Linked DNA regions of Mus musculus: region 2 is linked to region 1. Evidence: chromatin loops called from intact Hi-C (ENCODE). Cell type or tissue: gastrocnemius. All regions are shown on one strand. Each heading gives the region's core, and the rest is flanking DNA. Links, peaks and the distances in the headings are about the cores only.

The links. A loop is a pair of places that touch in the nucleus more often than their neighbours do. Peaks named below come from ENCODE experiments on the same cell type or tissue, not always from the same donor. Only the 100,000 strongest peaks of a DNase experiment are listed, where the experiment ranks them.
Region 2: a loop joins it to region 1, with 2.1 times the contacts of the local background. A loop is called at or near these places in 2 of 42 quality-filtered maps.

What each region holds. Positions count from the first base shown.
Region 1 is chr16:13,898,743-13,909,221 of GRCm38, reverse strand. It overlaps Pdxdc1 (pyridoxal-dependent decarboxylase domain containing 1), which reads left to right and starts at 6,077. Exons shown (of 23, transcript NM_053181.3): 1 at 6,077-6,307. The coding sequence starts at 6,287. It also overlaps a transcript of Mpv17l not described here. In gastrocnemius, for the core only: a CTCF peak has its summit at 5,561; DNase peaks (open chromatin) are centred at 5,571, 5,842 and 6,078; H3K4me3 peaks cover 2,570 bases; H3K27ac peaks cover 2,205 bases.
Region 2 is chr16:13,999,344-14,009,822 of GRCm38, reverse strand. All of the region lies in intron 1 of Bmerb1 (bMERB domain containing 1), which reads right to left. Among named protein-coding and RNA genes, the nearest start is that of Ifitm7, 18 kb to the right of the region's middle. In gastrocnemius, for the core only: a CTCF peak has its summit at 5,367; a DNase peak (open chromatin) is centred at 4,396; H3K27ac peaks cover 460 bases.

The DNA of each region.
Region 1 (10,479 bases), core at 927-8,926:
TTGAGCTCTATTGCTACAAGAGAGAAGATTCTCCTCAAGGACACACTTAGCAACTTTTAGATCGTTTACTTGTGTCTGGAGCCTTTCGATTTTAATCACACAACTCCTTCCTTTCATTCATCATTTTTTCCACAGATACTAAGAGCAGCCAGCCAGTAAAATCATTTTCCGATTTTTTCCCCATCTTGTAGAAAGCTTTGTGCACTGAATCACCTAATTCATTAAGAAAATCAAGGTCATTAGCTTCTTTAAGTTCGGAATATAGTTTCAACCATGGGTCTTCAAAATTCTCTGAGCTCCCAGGAGGGAGAGAATCTGGAGAGGTTTCAATAGTTGAAAGTGCTGGTGGATCAACAAGCCAATTCCAGTATTTTAAAAGATTCATCCTTGTACTTCTGTTACTCTAGAACCACTCCTGGTACCAACTTCTGTATTAGTCAGGGTTCTCTAGAGTCACAGAACTTATGGATAGTCTCTAGATAGTAAAGGAATTTATTGATGACTTACAGTCGGCAGCCCAATTCCCAACAATTGTTCAGTCACAGCTGTGAATGGAAGTCCAAGGATCTAGCAGTTACTCAGTCTCACGCAGCAAGCAGGCGAAGGAGCAAGAGCAAGAGCTAGACTCCCTTCTTCCAATGTCCTTATATTGTCTCCAGCAGAAGGTGTAGCCCAGATTAAAGGTGTGTTCCTTAAACTCGGAGATTCAATCTTCTGGAATCCATAGCCACTATGGCTCAAGATCTTCAAACCAAGATCCAGATAAGGATCTCCAAGCCTCCAGATAAGGGTCACTGGTGAGCCTTCCAATTCCAGATTGTAGTTCATTCCAAATATTGTCAAGTTGACAACCAGGAATAACCACTACAGTCCTCTTACCTGCTGAGCCATCTTTCTAGCCCTGTGAAGCATTTTTTTAAATTATTAATGATTGAGGGCCTAGGCCATTATGAGCAATGCCACCTGTAGGGAGGTGGTCCTGGGTGGTTTAAAAAGTAGGTTGAGAAAGTCATGGTAAACAAGAGCATGCAGGTTCCTGTGTTGGTTATTAAATGTAAGATTAAATAAATCTTTTCCTCCTCAAACTGCATTTGACCATGGTCTTTGTTTTAGCAACAGAAAGTTAAATTAGAATGGTAACTCTGTACTATAACTTGAATAACTTAATAAAACTCCAGCACAGGGGTGGGTATGGGGGACATTTGGGATATCATTGAAAATGTAAATGAGGAAAATACCTAATTAAAAAAAAAAGAATGGGGAAACAAAAAAAAAAACAAAAAAACAAAAAACAAAAAACTCCAGCACTGTTCCAGTGCCTTCTATACTTCATATGAGCTTTATGATGTTGCTCTATTTCTATCATTTTTATTGAATGATATTACACTGAATCTGTAAATTGCTTTTGGAAAAATGGTAATTTTTACAATATTAATTCTACCAATCCATGAGCCTAAGAGATCTTTCCATCTTCTAGTATCTTTTTCAATTTCTTTCTTCAAAAATATAAAATTTTCATTGTAGTGGTCTTTTACCTCTGGTTTAAAAAAAATAACACTAAAGATGTTTGAAAAAGCCATAGGAAATCATGGTCTACAGAGTGAGTTCTAGGACAGCCAGGGCTACACAGAGAAACCCTGTCTTGAAAAACCAAAAAAGTGAGTATAATCACACACATATTTCTGGATAGAGTGACTGCTCATGAGGTGATAACGTTTCCCTCAGGAGCCATAAATTATTTAAAGAAACCCCAGTACCAGAAAGAGGAAGGGAAACATTTTAGGTTGTTGGTCACGGGTATCTAAGAGACCTCTGAAACACTACAGGGTTTGCCATTGCCCTCGATTGCCTCTGAGATACCACACACTTTAGACACAGAAGCTGAAGGAATCAGCTGGAATTGACTTGGACATCTCCTCCCTCAGGACCAGCTCTCAGAGTAGCAGAAGATATTATGCAAGCTGCCAAGGGAGAAATGCAATCAAGAGTCCTACAGAAATGTGAAGCAGGTAAACCAGAGCGACCAGCCTAGGAAGACGCTGCTAATCTTTATATCTTGTGGATAACCAAGCTGTCTAACTGGACTTAAGCCCTGTTCAACAGGAGGGAACTCGCACCTTGTATTGTAAACCTCAACAACTACTGGTGGCTGAACAAGTAATAGACCTTAGAGGAGGACCCACTACTGCCAATTTCCTAAATCAATACAGCTTCTAACTGTACTCTAAATAGTTATTCCCACAGGCAAACATAGCTCTTACCCTTATCGAAAGCACTTTTTTTTTTCTGCAGCAAAGGCTACAGGGAGCCATAACTGGTCAAAATGCAGAGAATAAGTGACTGTGGGGTCCCCAGCCCCAGATGGAACATCTGTAATACAATGTCACATGAACTGATGGAGAACTACAGGCAGTCAATGACTGCTGGAGGAATAATCACCTGATTGTGAGGAACAACTCTTACACTCACTAATTTCTCATATTTATCTTTATTGATGTCTATTTTTAAAAAAAAAACATGATACTAGGAAACTGTACTGGCTAGTTTTGTGTCAACTTGACGCAGCTGGAGTTATCACAGAGAAAGGAGCTTCAGTTGAGGAAATGCCTCCATGAAATCCAACTGTAAGGCATTTTCTCAATTAGTGATCAAGGGGGAAAGGCCCCTTGTGGGTGGGACGATCTCTGGCTGAGTAAGTCAGGGGAAGCAAGCCAGTAATGAACGTCCCTCCATGGCCTCTGCATCAGCTCCTGCTTTCAGACCTGCTTGAGTTCCAGTCCTGACTTCCTTGGTGATGAACAGCAGTATGGAAGTGTAAGCCAAATAAACCCTTTCCTCCCCAACTTGCTTCTTGGTCATGATGTTTGTGCAGGAATAGAAACCCTGACTAAGACAGTAACATAAATGGATATACTTTGGTACAGAGTTACAGACTGTTGTGAGCTGCCATGTAGGTGTTGGGAACTAATTTAAAAATGATATATTTTGAGCATACTTCCCTCTGCACCCTTATTCTTCCTTTCCCACTTGTTATTAGTCTATTTTGTACCCTAGACATTTTCACTTCTACATTCATGGTATATGTACATACATGAGTTTCTTTACATCTAAATACTACATTTAAAGTTCTATATAGCCGAGCATGGTAGCATATATTTGTAATCCCAAGACTTGAGAGGCTGAGGCAAAAAGAGTGCTAGAGGCCAGCATGGGCTACTTAGACTCTGTCTCAAAAACAAATAAAACCCCTGGCAAAATAATAATAGGAATAAAGCTGTCTTCACTCAGCCCTTTCCCCAAACGCCTACTTATTCTTAGAATAAAGCGGAGGACAATAGTAATTCCATCTATATCTTTATTCATCTTGTTCATCCCTCACAGCTTTTGATAGTTATCATTTTTTAGAAGAACATCGGGTTATATGTATTTATTTGACGTGTGTGTGCGCGTGCGCGCGCGTTCTTGAGTGTGTATGGAGGTCAGAGGGTAACTTTAGGGAGTCAGTTCTCTCCTTCCACACTGTAGGGTCTGGGGATTAAACACAGGTCATTAGGCTTGGCAGCAAACCCCACATTTTTGCATTGCTGTAGTGAATCAGTGTATATCACTGGCTTATTTTAATATTAAAGATTAAAATATTTATTTACAATATGGCTGTAATAATTCAGCTCACAGCAAAATTATGTTGTGGAATTTAAAGAAAAAAAAAACCTACATACCCCCCTCCTTTGTTTCCTTCTGGTTTACTCTTGGAGAAAAATCTCTTTTTAACATTTTATCTATTATTTTTATGTGTTTGATGTTTTGCCTGCATGCACAGTCGAGGCCAGAAGAGTACATTGGATTCCACTGGGACTAAAGATTATGAAAGCTGTGAGCTGCCATGTGAGTGTTGGAAATTGAATCCTGTTTTTAACTGCTAAGCCATCTCTCTAGCCCTCAAGGAAATTCTTACTTCACTGTGATAGCTTACACCACTTGGGAGACAGGAGGATTGCTTCAAGTTCAAGGCAGGTCAGTCTACAAATGAACAGCAGGACAGCCAGGGCTACATAGTGAGACCCTAACTCAAAAATACTAATGATGTAAACATTCACCATATACAAGCCATATGTCTGTACAGGTTGAGTCTATTTGGGGGTAGCGGTGGGATGTTGGTTTGTTTCTCTATGTAGACCAGGCTGGCCTAGAACTCACAGAGCTCTACCTGCCTCTGCCTCCTAAGTGCAGGGATTAAAGGCATGCACCACCAGGCTTGGCTTGAATCTACTTTTTAACTACTTGGAGATAATGTTACATTTATGAGCTTCTTTTTTTAAATCTTTATTACATTTTTATTTTGTGAGCTCTTGTGTGTGTGTGCATGTGTGCCACATGCAAAAGTCAGAGGACAACTCCAGAGTTGTTACTCTTTCCACTGTGAGTCTCAGGGATCAAACTCAGTCCGGGCTTAGTGGTAGAGGCCTTTACCTCTTAAGCCATCTCTACAGCCTGTGCACTGTTTTTGTTTGCTTGTTTTTATTTTGCTATTTGCTTACAAAAAATTGTGAGTGTGTAAGCACGCATATGCCAGTCGGAGAGCATCTTGCAGGAGATGGTTCTCCCTGTCCATCAGACTTAGTGGCAACCACCATTACCATCAGCACCTTAGCTGTTTGGTTTGGAGTCACCAAGCCAAGTTGTTTTGGACTTCGGCATCTCTCCTAGTCTAGCCTCCAAATCATGAGGTGGAGGAGGAGACACTTCTTGTACCTCTGCCTAAAAAAAATAAGTCTTTAATAATATTGAAGTGTTCAGAGTTGTAATGTACCAGCACAAATATTGATGGATAGTTATCTGAATACACATGTGATAAAAAAAAAGAAGAAAATAGCAACTAATCTAGCTAATGGGCACATGACTGTTCACCGAAATTCTTTTGTCCTTTCTACAGGTTTGGAAATTTTCATAACACATTGTTTTGTTCAAGCAGGAGCACATCAGTTTTCAGTCTTTGAAAGGCACCATTTCAAGCCAGGCGTGGTGGCATACTCCTTTAATCCCAACACTCAGGAGGCAGAGGCAGGCGGATTTCTGAGTTCGAGGCCAGCCTGGTCTACAGAGTGAGTTCCAGGACAGCCAGGGCTGTACAGAGAAACCGTGTCTCGAAAAACCAAAAAAGAAAGGAAAAAAAAAAAAAAGGCACTATTTCATCACTTTTTTTTTTTTTTTCCAGTTAACTGGAGAGTCACTCAAAAGCAGCACACACGATTTCTTTGCTAGGAAATGTTAACAACACAAGCAGGCCATTTATCCAAATACAAAGTAGAGACCGCCTGCAGATAATTACTACACTGACAACCCGACCCAACCTGGGGGTTTGGGGGAGCATGCTGCATAAGAAATAGAGAGGGTAGGGATAGCTTTGTGGTTTTTAGCATCATCAGACTTCTGTGCAGGAAGTTTCACTGACCACAATGGTGGTAAGATCCCATTTCACCTACCCATCAGTAGTGGAGCAATGTAGGAAACAAATCCCACGGGCTCTTACTCACTAAAAACGCACTACCCCCACCTAGCGGGTGTGAAGCGGGAATAATGAGGTGTACTGCCGGGCTGCAAGGGACTAAACCTAAAACGGATAATAATGACCTCCATATCAAATTTCTGCTCTGATATAAAATGGAAAGGCAACAGACCTACTATTATCATTATTATTACCCATCCTCCGACAAGCCATCATTGTGACATGAGGGAGGACGCCAGAACAGCGGCCTCGAATTCCTTTCTGTCTGGACTTCTGAGGAAAGAGCTGACAAAATACATCATCCCGCGCATGCGCAAGGGTGAGCGCTGGTCTTAGGCTGCTAAGGTAAATAACTACTCCATTCCTGACCGGTGTTGACGGCGGAGGACTTGAAAGCCTGGCTTGGGCCGTGCAGCTGAGTCGATAGTATTTTACCTGGTGGATATCTCATTGCGACGGTCGTCACAGGCTTCAAGTTGGACCGCCCTATAGACGGGGTTCTTGCCACCAAGCAGCGTTAGGACCGGCCGGCGTGACGCCCAAGTACGGAAGCCTAGAAGGCCCCGCCCCGGGAGGCCCCGCCCACCCGACGGGCCTAGCCCCGCCTTCAGCAAGCCGCAGGATACCTGCGGGCCGCGCTGCGGGGCAGCTCCTCCTCCTCTCCGCCCCGCCGGCTGCGGGCGGGGAGGACGTCAGCGCTGCCAGCGTGGAAACCGCTGCGGGCCGCGGGAGGCGGAAGTAGTGCCCAGCACCGCGGGCCCAGCACCGGACGCCTCAGCCATGGACGCGTCCCTGGAGAAGGTACGGAAGGAGCGGGCGGCGCTGTGGTCCCGGGTCTTCGCCACCGGGGCGACTGGTTTCCCCGTAGGACTAAGGAGTCTCGTTGGAGGAGGGCGGCCGGGCCGGGCCGGGCCGGGCCACGTCACGGGGCCCGGTGGCTGAGGGGAGGTGGGCCCGGCGCTGTCGGAGCCGGCTTTGGCTTTACCGAGGCTCGGCGTAGGACCCGGCCTGAACCCGCGCTGGTCCTGTAGGGTGACAGGAGCAATCGGTGTGGGCCCCAGAAGCGTACGGGAAGAAGTCCTAGTTGTCGCGGAGGCCCCTGCAAAAGCCACAGATGTTCAGTGCTTTCCAAGTTAGGAGACAAATTGTAACTTTTGGCGGGCGTAGGAATCACCTGGGGACCTTGGTGAAAACATGGCTTTGCAGCCTCGGGTCTCAAGCTCGGGTGGGCGGGAACTCAGTTTGTAGAGTTTAAGAAGTTTCCCCACGTGATTCCGATGCTGTAGCAAGCAAACCCCAGACTAGAACCCCTGGTATCCAGAAAGGGTTGGGTATTCTGTAACTGGTGAGTTTATTTGGGGGCTGGGAAGAGGAGGTGGTCCCAGCTGGTCTCACTACGTTTGGGTTCCTCTTTCTGAGTGAGAATCATGAGAGGACTTCAGGTCAATTCCAAGTCCATGGGAACCTGTGTCTAGCCCTGCTCACCCCTTGGGGCAACAGCAGCTTGATGGATCTGGCTACCTACTCGGGCATGTTAAATAGACTCTAATTGTTCCCATCTAAGGGCTGGCTATTGAGAACAAACAGGTCCTTGGGTTTCTTCATGGACTGTGCTTTCAGTGCCTAACGTTCTGTCCTCCCAGTCTTTTCTCTCTGTCCCTTCTCGAAATTCTGCTTATCCGGTATGATGTAAAAACCTAGCTTTCCCTACAAGTGAAATCAATCCTTCCTTCCATCCTCCCCACCAACCCTCGCCCCCTTCTTCAATCTCTCCTTGTTCAGTCCCCGGTTTTGTGAAAGTAACCCTGGCTCTTCTGTAACTCTCTGTAGACTAGGCTGGTCTCGAACTTAAAGTGATCCTCCTGCCTCTGCCTCCCAAACTGCTGATATTACAGGACTTGTTGAAAGCAGTAATTGTAGAAATTAAGCCAGATGTCTTCATGTGCACACAGTGGCATATCTTGCTCCTCGGCTATTTCAAGTATAAATTGGGTGGAAAGCAATCAGAGAAAAAGATGTTTTTTTTCCTTGATTCTTCTGACGAGCATAGTGTCGACTTTTTGGTACCATGAGCTTCACTTGGAATGGCGATTCTCAACTTTGGGTTAGGTTTGTTCCCCAGGGACATTTAGCAGCTTTTGGAGGTGTTTTAAACTAGAGTCCTGGGAGTACAAGGGAGGTACTGCTGGGGCCTAGTAAGAAGAACCCAAGCATACTTTCGAGTATTCTCTGTTGCACAGGCTAATTCTGCACATCGGGAAACGATCAGCGATTCAGAAGCTCAGAGAACTAGTTGAGATTGTGTGTGTAACTCCAGTAGCTGAATACAAAATGATGCTGAAAATATTCTGTTTCCCATTTCTTTACAAGGCTTTAAGTCATTTCATTAGAAACCTGAAAGAACAAAGATGATCTTTCCTTTGAGAGTATCTGAAAACTAAAAGTGGGTAGGAACTCTAGTGTAAATGGTATGTTTCTGTATATTAAGTGATGGTAAAATATTTTAAGCCCTCCAAAGAAAATCTAAGGAGGTACTGAAACTCCAGCATGCATTAGGATGGAACTTTAATTGCATTGAACTTTGAGGAATTCATAATATGTGGGCTGAAAGTTGCTGCCTTAGGCCAGTGTGAAAATTATAAATGTTTTGTTTTAAAAGCTAGGGCTCAGCCAGGTGGTGGTACACAATTTAGTCCCAGCATTTGGGGAGGCAGAGGCAGGCAGATTTTTGAGTTTGAGGTCGATATGGTCTACAAAGTGAGGGACAGCCAGGGTTACACAGAGAAACCCTGTTTTTAAAAAAAAAAAAAAAAAAAAAAAAAAAAAAAAAAGCTAGGGCTCTTATTTTTATATTCCATGAAGTAATAGAAAACTTTAAATATAGCGAATAATTTCTGTAATATTAATTTAGATGACTTCGTGTTCTGAGAAATAGTTTGAAGTGAAACACTAAATTATGTCTATTGTCCAGTTTCTTTGAGGATTAGGCTAATTTGGGCTAGATTCTACATTTTAATATAAAACTGAGAGCTATTTGAGTAGTTCTGAGTGATCCCACTTCATCTGATCCATGCATACTTTATAGAACCACAGTGTTATTTGCTATTCATCCTCTGAAAGTTCAATATCTTTTCCTCTAGTACAGCAGTTCTCACCCTGTGGGTTGTGACCTCCCACAGGAATCATATATCAGATATCTTACATATCAGATATTTACATTATTATTTATAACTAGCAAAATTATAGTTATGAAGTAGCAATGAAATAATTTTATGGTTGGGATCACTACACCATGAGGAAGTGTATTAAAGGGTAGCAATATTAGGAAGGTGGGGACTGCTGCTCTAGGGTGTAGTACATACTACACATGATCATTACTCAGTAGAATCACTTTATATATCTCCCTTTATCAAACCATAACTCTACCCCTGCTTTTTCTTGAAGTAATATGCAAGCTTGCAAATATGAATGGCAGTCACTTTTCTTGCCTTAATTTGGTTTTTCACAGTGGTATCTCCATGTCAGATAGGCCAAGTGAAAGGACAAGGCATCCAAACTAGGAGAGTAGAAAGAGAGGGACTGGGAAGAACTTAGGTCATCTTTCCTCTGAGAATAGCTCTTTGTAAGTAAATCTGCCAAAACAACAGCAGCAGCAAAAATGTGGGTAAGGTGGCTGGATTAGTGGTTAAGAACACTTGTTGCTCTTCCTGAGGACCCAAGTGCAATTCCCAACACTTGGTGGCTCACAACAGTTTATACATCCAGCTCTGTGAATCCAGTACCCTCTTCCGGCCTCCTCAGGCACCAGGCATGCATGTGGTATACTGACCCATAACCTATAAAATAAATCTGAAAAAAAGTTTTAAGTGGGTAGGTATCCTTTGGCATCTTATGTTCAACATGTAAGAAGCATGGAGCTGGAAAGATGACATGGTGATGAGGAGTGTGCACTGCTCCTTCAGAGGACCCACAGTGACTCTTAATCACCTATGACTCCAGCTTCAGGAGATCTCATGTCTTCTGCCTTCAGAAAGTAGTTGTATAAACATGACATACATACACATAAATAACAAAGAACAAAAGGTCCCCAATAATAGTTTTAATATTATGTTAGCCGGGCAGTGGTGGCGCACGCCTTTAATCCCAGCACTCGGGAGGCAGAGACAGGCGGATTTCTGAGTTCGAGGCCAGCCTGGTCTCCAGAGTGAGTTCCAGGACAGCCAGGACTACACAGAGAAACCCTGTCTCTAAAAAAACTAAACAAAAACAAAAACGTTAATACTCAAGTTAGTTCTAGCACAGGACGTAGTTACTGTGGCCACGAGGGACCATACTCAGTTATTCACTACATTCTTCAGTAATGTCCTGCTGCTTTAAACCTTTTCATGTTGAATGCACAGTGTCATTCTTCTGGGATATTCTGTTTTGGCCAGGGGTGTGCAGTTTGTTGTTTGCTTTAACTCCACCCTTGAACAAACTATGGGCAGAGTTTCTCAATTGCTGATATTTGTTTCAACTGTGATTCCGTGTGTGGGAAGTTCATTGCAGTGCAACATGTTTGACAGAAGCCCTGGCCTCCGTCCACTAGCAGTACACTCCCAGCTGTGACAATTAAAAAATGGCTCCAGATGGAGTGGAAGGAATTGCCTATGAGTGGAAACCATTAACTGACAACCCAGAGCTGCTGTTCAGTTAGGGAGCCACTAGTTATACTTACCAACTGAAATCAAGATGTACTGAAATTAAGCAGAATAGACAATTCATTTCCTTAGTATCCTAACCACATTCTTAATGCTCAACAGCCCAGTATGTATGCTACCATACAGGGCAGTACAGGGCTGCAGTAGTGCTGGGTGATTTAACTAAAGCTACTTAACCTCTGAAAGAGGCAACTTCAGTTCTGTTTTTCACTAAGCCCACTGTTGTTGGGTCTTTGTTTGCTTTGTTTTGTTTGTCTTTGACAAGGGATATCA
Region 2 (10,479 bases), core at 1,490-9,489, 100 kb before region 1:
CCTGTTGAGGAGGCCGTTGAATGCTTCAGAACCTTACAGGTGCCTTTCATCACATACCCATTACAGTCTAATTCTGCCATCACTGCTGTGCTCAAAGTGGGCTGTGCGTGCAGCTTTCTGCTGTCACTCTGCCTCGTTCCTGCTCAGTCTGTCAGTCTGTTCACATCATGGGAGAGTATCCATCTGGATGCTTTCTTGTGTGTGAAAGAGTGCATGTTCATGGTCGATGTGTGTGTGCATGTATGTGCACACATGTGTGCACATGCATGTCTGTGTGTCTGCATGTGTTTACATGTGTGTCTTTGTGTGTCTGTGTCTGTGCATGTGCATGCATGCATGCATGTATGTATCTGTGTATGCATGCAGGTGTGTATGTGTGTCTATTCAGTGCAGGTACAAGTGCTTGTATGAGCACCTATATATGGGGACCAGAGAACAATGTCAGCTATCATTCCTCATCTTGGTCTTTTGAGATAAAGTATCTTACTAGAACCAAACACTCATCAAGTAGGCCACAAAGCTAGCTAACAAGCTCTAAGGATTGCCTTGTCTTTGTCCCTTGGCTCTGGGATTACAAGAAAATGCCACCATGCCTAGCCTGGCTTTCTTATGTGAGCTGTGGAACGTGAAGTCAGGTCCTTGTGCTTGTAAGGTAGTTTAACAGGTGGGCTTTCTTATCTCCCCAGCCTCTTGGTCTTGGGCCTTAGCACGGAGTTATGTCTAGTCACCAGTGCTTACTCCCAGCCATTAGTAATGGTCTCTCTGGTCTTAGGTGCTTCCTTGCAGTGATAGTCTGAGTAGGTATCAGGGAAGAAAAACTCTGTGAAAGACAGGAAGGGTATGAAATATGGTTGCTTCTTTGGGTTCTTTCCAATGGATGGCTTGAGAAGGCCCCATCATTGTGTGAGGTCACCACTGCTCTGTACCTAAGCAGTTAAGAATTAATCACAGATCATAGATCATCTTATAATGATTACAAGTTAGAGAACAGAGGAAAAATCAGTTAAGTATTAGCAGAATGAGTCATAAGTTGGATACTGTGGTCTGGTTTCAATATAAATTGACTTTATAAAATATGTTCAAATATCTTATTAGCCATATGCATTTGCCTGAACAGTAATTAAATTTTGGAATGAGGAGACTTTTTTTCTTTTTCTTTTAAAGTGTGTGTGAGCATGCAAGTGGGCACACACATTACAAAGCACATCAGTCCTTGTCTTTCCACCTTGTCTGAGTCAGAATCTCTTTGCTGTCGTGTAAGCCAAGCTAAGTGACCCCAGGACTGACCCCTGTGTCCACTGATATTATTACCGACGTTGTGCTGCTGTCTCCAGACCCAAAATCCACGTGGCCAGGCTTGCACACTCAGCCATCTCTCCAGCCCTTTAAGGGAGCTTCTTTTGGTTTTGTCTTATTTTCTGGCAGAGTCTCACATAGCCCAGGATGACCTTATTATTGTAATTAAAGATGACTTTGAACTGTTGATCCTCCTGCCTCTACTACCCACATGCTGGGTGTCTGCATCCACCCCCAGTTATGTGGTACAAAATCCAGGACCTTGCATGTGCTAAGCAAGTACTCTTACCAACTGAGCTCTGTTTCCAAGCCTAAAAATGCTTTTAGCTTCCAAAGGTCTTCTCCTCTGAAACTGAGAAGCCTTTCCTTACAGAGACACTTGACCCAGTTTCCACTATTGCTGGACTAGCGCTTTACACTGAGTGGGTCCTTAATAAGTTCTAGACTGGACTGAAGACCCCTGAGATGTTAGGAGAACAATTTGTCATTATTCAATTAATAGGAAGCCAAGTTTCAGAGCCGGAGAAGCATGACCATGTGTGTTGCTGACAATCAAGCCCCTTGCACATTTGAGAAAACTACCATCCTGTTACCCCATATCTCTCTTTTCAAGTTGTAACAAAAGAAAAAGAGGGTCTTGGTATTTTTCTTGAAAAATACAAACTATGTTTGATCAAGCCCAAGCAAGAAGAAATCATAGAACTCAACATACAAAGATAAAAAACTTTTCATATTTTTCCTCTCCTTTTTTGTTGGGAGCACAAAGATCCTTTCGCCCACAGACCACTAAGGAAATCAGGAATGTTAAACATGCAGGGTTGTCTTTTCAGTGAAAAAAAAGATATATAATCTGTTTTCTACCCAAAAAGCTGTGAATGGAGGCAGTTAATAGCCAGGTGATCTGCATGATCTGAAGGATCTGGCCGTATTCAGCTCCCACAAGCAGGACCGCAGGTGGCTAATATTCGCAGTGACCTTTGCCTTATTTGTATGGCCAGGGGCTCCTCTAGGCTCCCACAGTCAGGGCTGGAGGTGGCTAACAACCCAAAAGACCTCTACACTATCTGTATGACTAAGCTCACACCAGATTCTCCCCTAAGCCCTTAAGCTAGTATTTGTAATCTATCTCTAGAACCCCTCTTCTTAGAAGAAATGACATGTACTGTCAGTTGAGTTTCTATGTAATTATGCCTACTTGTGTACCCAGGGTTGTATTACACTAGGAACCTTTTTTTCTAAATTGTACTGTGCTTAAATATGCGTACAATAATCTCCTTGGGGCCAGATCATGAAGTTTAAACCAACCCCACTTTACTAAATTGTGCCGAGCCTTCTTGCCTCTTAAGGTTCATTTCTCTTCCAGCAGTAGAGTTTACAGGGACCCCCAATTTTTTTCATGTGATTAACTCAGTTATTTGTTTGTTTAAAAAGAAAAAGAAAGCTTTGGAGATGGCTCAGCCAGTAAATCATAAGGATTTTTGTTTAATTCCTAGGGCCCATATAAATAGCCAGATGCAACAGTGTGTACCTGTGATCACAGACCCAGGAAGGTGGAGGCAGGTGGATCCCTGGGTGTTGCTGAGCAAGCGCTAGGCCAGTGAAGGTCCCTTTCTTAAAAAGCATGGTAGCCAACTCCTGAGGAAAAACATCCACTGTTGACCTCTGGCCTCCACATATACACCACACACACATATGTGCACTTGTACACACATGAACCGACACGCATAACAAAGAGAGTCATAGCTAATGCCAGCATTCTAGAAGGAGTTCTAAAGGACGGTGAGAAAGGATGTTATGTCAGAGGACTTCTGCACGAACTAAATGGCTGAGCTCTTACTGGGATTTACCAAATGTCTGTAATGGTAGCAGAGAGAGCTCCCCTAGAGTCTTCCCTTTGCCACAAACATGAACACCATACAGAAAATGGCACCTATCAAAACTAAGAATATAAAATCTGAAAATATAAAACTAATAATATAATGCCTCAAAGTTTCTAGGATCCCCACTTATGTCTCCTTTCCCTGTCAAAGGCCCAACACAACACTCCATGTTGCTCTCAGCATCTTATCAGCAACCACTTGTCTTAACCCTAACCGATGGCTTCAGCTCCTTTTTTTTCCTTGTATTGCTTCATTAACATGGGCATTTCTTTCTCGTGCCTTTAAAGGATACTAACTGAACACAGACAAATGCTAGGCCAATATGCCAAATGATTCCCACTCAGAATAGAAGGGGAACCAATATATAAACTCCTCTGTCTTGGTTAGGGTTTCACTGCTGTGAGGGACACCATGACCCAGGCAACTCTTATAAAAAAGAAAACATTTATTTGGGGTTGACTTCCATGGTGCTGGAGGTGCCAAGAGTTTTACATCTTGATCCAAAGGCAGCCAGGAGGAAACTGTCTTCTACACTTGGGTATAGCTTGAGCTTATATGTGTGACCTTTGAAGCTCACCTCCACAGTGACACTTTTCCCCCCAACAAGGCCACACCTTCTAATAGTGCCACTCATTATGGGGCAAGCATTCAAACACATGAAATCTATGAGGGCCATTCCTGTTCTAACCACCACATCCCATAGGCTTACAGCCATAACATAATGCAAAATGCATTTAGTCCAACTTCAAAAGTCTACATAGTCTATCACAGTCTCAATAATGTTTAAAAGTCCAAAGTTAGAAGTCTCTTCTGAGACTCATGTGATCTCTTAACTGTAATACATATAAAATCAAAATCAAAAAGCAGATCGCATACTTTCAACATATCAAGGCACAGAATATACATTCTAAAATGTCATAGTAAGGAAATACTGGGCCAAAGCAAGACTGAAAACCAGATGGACAAACTCCAACTCTGCATTTCCATGTCTGATGTCCAACTCCTTCCAGCTACAATGACAGCAAGACACTTCTTGATCTTGGGCATGTTCAACTTCCTGTTAGCAGCTTTCCTTGGCAGGTATTCCACAGCTCTGGCATCGCTAACATCTGAGAGTCTCCAAGGCAACTTTAACTTCACAGCTTCTTGTTCCAGTGTCTGGGATCCACACGTGATCTTCTGAGATCCTCCAAAGGGCTTGGGGCACTTCGCCAGCTCTGCCCTCTGTAGCACTCTAGGCTCTGGCTGACTCTCCTCCTCTGCTGCTGCTGTTCTTGGTAGTCATTCCGTGGTACTGGTATCTACAATATGCTGGGGTCTCTGCTGCCACTAGGCTGCACTTTCACCAATAGCCTCTCATAGGCTTTCTTCACAGTGCCAAGTCTCAACTTCCTTGCATGACCCCTTTAGTCCTGGGCCTTCAACTGCCACTGAAGCTGCACCTCCACCAATGTCCTTTGTAGCTGCTTGTATTACAAATGCAAATTATGTTCTCCCCAAAACTATTTGCACAAGAGGGTCTGCACATAGCTTCTAGAACCCTGCCTGAGTTGGTTCTGTTTGGTAAATTAAGGTGTCAGCACCTAGTAGTTGGGGAGGACAGACAGAGGTGGGATTTTAGGGTTTCTCGGGCTTGAGACTGGGAGAAGAGAAAGAGGAGAGCCATGCTGTAGGAGAGTGTGGAGAGAGGAGAGGCACAAAGGTTGCCATGGGGTGGAGAATGAAGAAGAGCACTCTGGACTCTGCCCCTCAGTACCTCAGAGGCAAGCTCTTTGGACATGGTGATCTTTGTTCCATTTGTAAAATGTTGGTCCCAGGACTAGGATATAGCTCAATTGGTGAATATTAAAAACTCTGAATTCTATCTTCAACATTGAAACCAAAAAAAAAAAATAGATATCGACTTCATAATCTCCCAACTTAGGAGGTAGGAACAGGAGGGCCAGAAATAAAGGGACATGGACAATTTGCACAATCACTCAAAACAAAAGAGAAAACAAAAAAACAAAAACCAACAAAGCAGGCCTGGGGCACACACCTGTAATCCCAGCATTCAGTTAGAGGCAGAAAGATCAGAAGTTCAAAGTCATGTTCAGTCATTTATCTAATGCAAAGTCAACAGCAGCTAGAGCAGAGCTGAGGTCAGCTTTGCCTCAATACACAGGCTCTATGCACTCAAAGAGTTCCAGTCTGCAGCAGCTAGGTAGCGCTGCAGCTCAGGCACAGCTGCAGCTCAGGCACAGCTGCAGCTCAGGCACAGCTGCAGCTCTGGCACAGCTGCAGCTCAGGCATGGTGTGCTTGCCTACCACATGCTAGGGCCAACACTGCAGAGCTGTGAAACAGCCAAGAAACGCCCTCCTTGTGTGTTTATACAGTCATTTGCAAATTCATTGACTACACTCTCCGCCTCTTTTTCTTAGAAACTTATTAACAACTGTGACTCTTCAGAAAAAGATTTACAAAACACTGCCTCAGAAAAAGGCAAATTGCTACCGGGAAATTCTGTTTAAACTCTGCCTCTGATAGGCTTCTCTGTGGTACCTTTAGATCAGCATGTACCAGGCCGGTAAGCAGAAGCACACGGAGGGTTAGACATTTTTAGAAACTTGTTAATGCCCAGTAACCCGACCTCTTTAGGAACTGACACATGAATTTTCATGGTTGCTTAGGAATCAAATATCTCTATGCAATCATCAGGTATGTGAGAATTCCTATGATGTGCCAGCACCTGTGTTAACACAAGGATTATCTGACCTGCCAGCCAGGCAGGCTGTCAAAGCTGTGACCCTGAGCTGAAAATACGTGCCCACAGTGGACATTTTTAGTTTGTGGAACAGCTAAATTTGGTAACAGAAAGTATGGGGTGAATTTTGTCTCAGTTCACATCAAACTTCACATCTATTTGAGGTTTTTACAAAGCGAATAAAGCACCAGGCACTAAGGAGCAAGTGAGAATATCTGGGGTTTCAGTTACCTTTCTGCACCCTTTAGACTCCAGGGTTTCAAGGATCACTGCTCACCGGACCAGGTTTTGTATGAAATCACTCTTGGGTCTGGAGATGTGACTTACTTAATAGTGTTCCTAACTAGTACAAAGGTCTGGGTTCCAGACCCAGCACTGCAAAGACAGGCAGTACACACCTGTGGAAGGATTAGAGGTTCAAGGTCGTCCCCTGCTGCAGAGTTAGTTGGGTTTTTTTGGGGTGTTTGTTTGTTTTTTGTTTGTTTGTTTTCGAGACAGGGTTTCTCTGTGTAGCTATGGCTGTCCTAGAACTCACTCTGTAGACCAGGTTAGCCTCGAACTCAGAAATTTGCCTGGCTCTGCCTCCCAAGCGCTGGGATTAAAGGCGTGCGCCACCATGCCTGGCGCTGCAGAGCTAATTGAAGCGAGCCTAAGATGTTACTAAGTCCCTGGCTTCTCCGGAATGCACATAAATGATTTAGGAAAGGTGTGTGCTTCCCTGGAGCTTGTGTGTCTGTGGAAAACACTGTCTGGAGGTCACAGCTGCCGATGGGGAAGAGGTAACAGCATACAAATTATTCTGGCCCACATGCAGATTCTGTCGTGTCTTGCAGGAGGCCAGTCCCTCTGGGAACATCCATCCCTACATCCCCATAAACCACATGGTCCTGGGTTCCTGACTACATGGTCGTTTGGGGTCCTTCCGGTCCTTTTAATCATGGTATCCCATGGAACAGTGGGTAGACATCTGGATCAGATGTTTCCTGAGGGTTTCACGCTGTGATTAGATTGAAAAATGGACTTTTTCTTTCTTGCTTTCTTTCTTATAACAATTTATTTAGTTTATGTGCGATGGTGTTTTGCCTGCATGAATATCTGTGTGAAGAGATCAGATTGGTTGAAACTGGAGTTGCAGACAGTTGTGAGCTGTCATCTGGGTGCTAGGAATTGAACCCTGGTTCTCTGGAAGAGTAGCCAGTGTTCTCAACTGCTGAACCATCTCTTCAGCCCTGGGACTTTTTTTTAATTCAAGTTAGTTTTTTGTTTGTTTGATTGATTGATTGATTGATTGATTGTTTTCTTTAAAGACTGAGTCTTACATAGCCCAGGCTAGCCTCAAATGCATATGTAGTGGAGGATGGTCTTGGATTCTGACCTTCTGCCTGTCTCTCAGGCAGATTATAGGCACATACCATCATGCCTGGTTTATACAGTGCGAAGCATAGAACACAGGGCTTTGTGTGTGCTAGGCAAACGTAGTGAGCTACATCCTAGCCTTGCTTTTTGGTTCTTTCAACACACACACACACACACACACATTCAGACTGACTTCTGTTACTGCCCAGACCTTGGGAATATTGTCTTCCCTCTAAACTGCAGGCCTCTAGTCCACTCTGAAAGGAAAATAGAGGACTGTATTAAATTCAACTTGGGGGACTCCAAAGTGCAGCCAGAGATGGCAACCCTGTACGGATAAGTGTACCTCAGCATCCCTGTTTAAGTTCTATGCCTGATAGCAGTAATAGAAGCAACTGAGAATTAACGTGGAGAATATGCATAAGGTGCCACTGGAGAAGATAAAGGACCTCTAAATGCTTAGGAGCACCTAATATATCAGAATACTAGCAGGATCGGCCATTGGTACCTTTTCTTCCTCCTCCCCTTCCTCCTTTTCCTCTTCCTCCTCCTTCTCTTCCTCCTCCTTCTCCTCTTCCTCCTCGTTTTCCTCTTCCTCCTCCTCTTCCTATTCTTCCTCCTCTTCCTACTCCTCCTCTTCTTCCTCCTCCTTCTCCTCCTCCTCCTCCTCCTCTTCCTCCTCCTCTTCCTCCTCTTCCTCCTCCTCTTCCTCCTCTTCCTCCTCCTCCTCCTCCTCCTCCTCCTCCTCCTCTTCCTACTCCTCCTCTTCTCCCTCCTCTTTCTCCTCCACTTCATCAAAGAAATGCTAATTTCAATTTGGAAAAAAGAAAGAAAAGAAAAAGAAATGAGGCTGGAAGCTGGCCTATCCTGGGAAAGCACTTGCATGAGGACCTGTGTTCTATCCCCAGAACTCGCATATGCCTGTGATAGCTAGCCTTACAACCTGAGATCAACGCCCAGGACCCACATGTGGAAGGAGAGAACCATCTCTGCAAACTCTCCTGTGACCTCCACAGATGACCTGTGCCATTCTTACACACACTTGCTGAGATGTCGTTTAACACCCAGGGTGCTAGGAGGTGACCATACAGAGACATGATTTTGTCCCTGGGAACTGATCCTGTTGCAGAGATAGCTTTGAGGCAACTGGCTGGGCTGACTAGGGGCCCCAGCCAGGGCTCGTATGTACAGGGTACTACAAGTCAGCCACCTGAAATATTTTTGGCTGTAAGTGAAAGTGACAATTTCCCCTTTGCTTCAATTTGTTGAAAGCAGTGAATTTTCTAGGCTGGAAAACTTGGAGGGAAACCAAAGTCATTCTGTAGGGAAGTTTTCTCTTGCTTCTAGAAGTTCCTAATCGTGTTTACCTTGGCTTGACTCTGAGCACATGCAACAGTTTTGGTGGCCAGTGGTGTGTGTGTGTGTGTGTGTGTGTGTGTGTGTGTGTGTGTATGCACACATACTCAAGCATGTGCCTGTACACATACATATGTGTGTACACACACGTGTACAAAACACTGAGACATTGGCAGTTAAAGACAGAGGGATGGAGATGAAGAAAGGAGATAGGAATATTATTAGACTGGAGTATCTGCATCCTAAACTCAGGTTTTTATGGCTGTGGGGTGGAGCCCAGTGATGGAGTGAGGACTAGTTTTTGTTACCCATCTACAGATGGGTGTATACACAGAATGTAGCCTCCTGTAAGTGCAACATTTAGCAGCAAGGTTTGAAATGCTAGAACTCAGGGGATCCTTGAAAAGATGATGTGAAGAAATGAGCCAGGCACAAAAGATCACATGTTGGATGAATTCTATTTATATAAAAATATGCATCCGAAGGGAAAAGAGCACAGTGGGCACTAATGACCTGGGGAAGAGGCACAGCGAGGCTTAGAACATGTTAGCCTGAAGTGGGAACATAGGGCGCCATGGCATTCGAGGAAATGGCAGAAATAGGGAGGGTACTTGGACCTCCTCATGCTTTTATACCCTGAAGACTGAGTGACAGGTGTCCTGTCCTACACCCAAAGGACAGAAATGTCACACAGGGAATTGGGGAGGGCTCAATCAATAAAATGCTTGCTGCAGAAGCACAAGAACCTGATTTTGATTCTTTGAAGCCATGAAAAAAGTCAGCGACGTGTAATTCCAGTATTGGGAAGCCAAGAAAGGCGGGTCCCTGGGGTTGACTAGTTAGCCAGCCAGTCTACGTCAGTGAGGGACCCTGACACATGAACAAAAACAAGGTGGGCAGTGTCTGAGGAATAACAGCTGGGCTCGACTTCTGACCTCCACATACTCCTATGACACTTCACCACACGGTCCCAAGAGAGCTCAAAAGTCTTAAATGCTTAAACACCTGGAATATTTTACGGTGACATGGTCCTTAAACTCACAGTAATCTTCCTGTGTCAGCCTTCAAAGTACTGGAATTATAGGTATAAGACACCATATCCCAGCGTATAAATGGTTGAAATCATCCTTTTTTTTTTCCTCCTATAGTGCAAGGGATGGAGACCTGGGCATTATGTATACTGGGTCAGCAGTCTACTCTTGAACTACATTCCTAGCCTGAAACCTTTTCAGCACCAATTCAAGTTGAAAATTCCATACCAAGTGTGGATGGAGTAACAAGTCCTAATCGATACAGAAATACACTAAAAATATGGTAGTAAATGATTTGTCTGTATGTATATGGAAGATCTGAAACATTGAATTTAGTGTTTAGGCTTGGGCCCCATCACCAGGACATCTCATTGTGCATATGCAAATATATGCAAATATTTCAAAATCAGCATTCAAAATACTTCTGGTTCCAGATGTTCCAGATAAGGGATATTCAACCCATATGGATAAATTCTTAACCTTTTCTCTTGTTATCATCACTTGTTGTTGGGCTGTCAGTCATGAACCTAGCAATAGGATAGAGAAGATCTCTTTCCTGTAATCCCAGCAGTTTTCTTTAGGGTTGAACAAATGTGTCAGAATGAGGCAGCTAATGTTTGCCCCACTCTATGAATGCACTAAGTGGTGATACATTAGGAAAAGGTCTGGGGCTCTAGCTCAGTTGGGGTGGTTCGTAGCTGGGCCAAAGCCTGGAGCCCATTTCCAGCACCTTATAAACCACATGTGAGAGTGTGCTTTAATCTCAATGCCAGAAAGTAGAAACAGGATCATATATGCAAGGCTGACTTCAGTCAC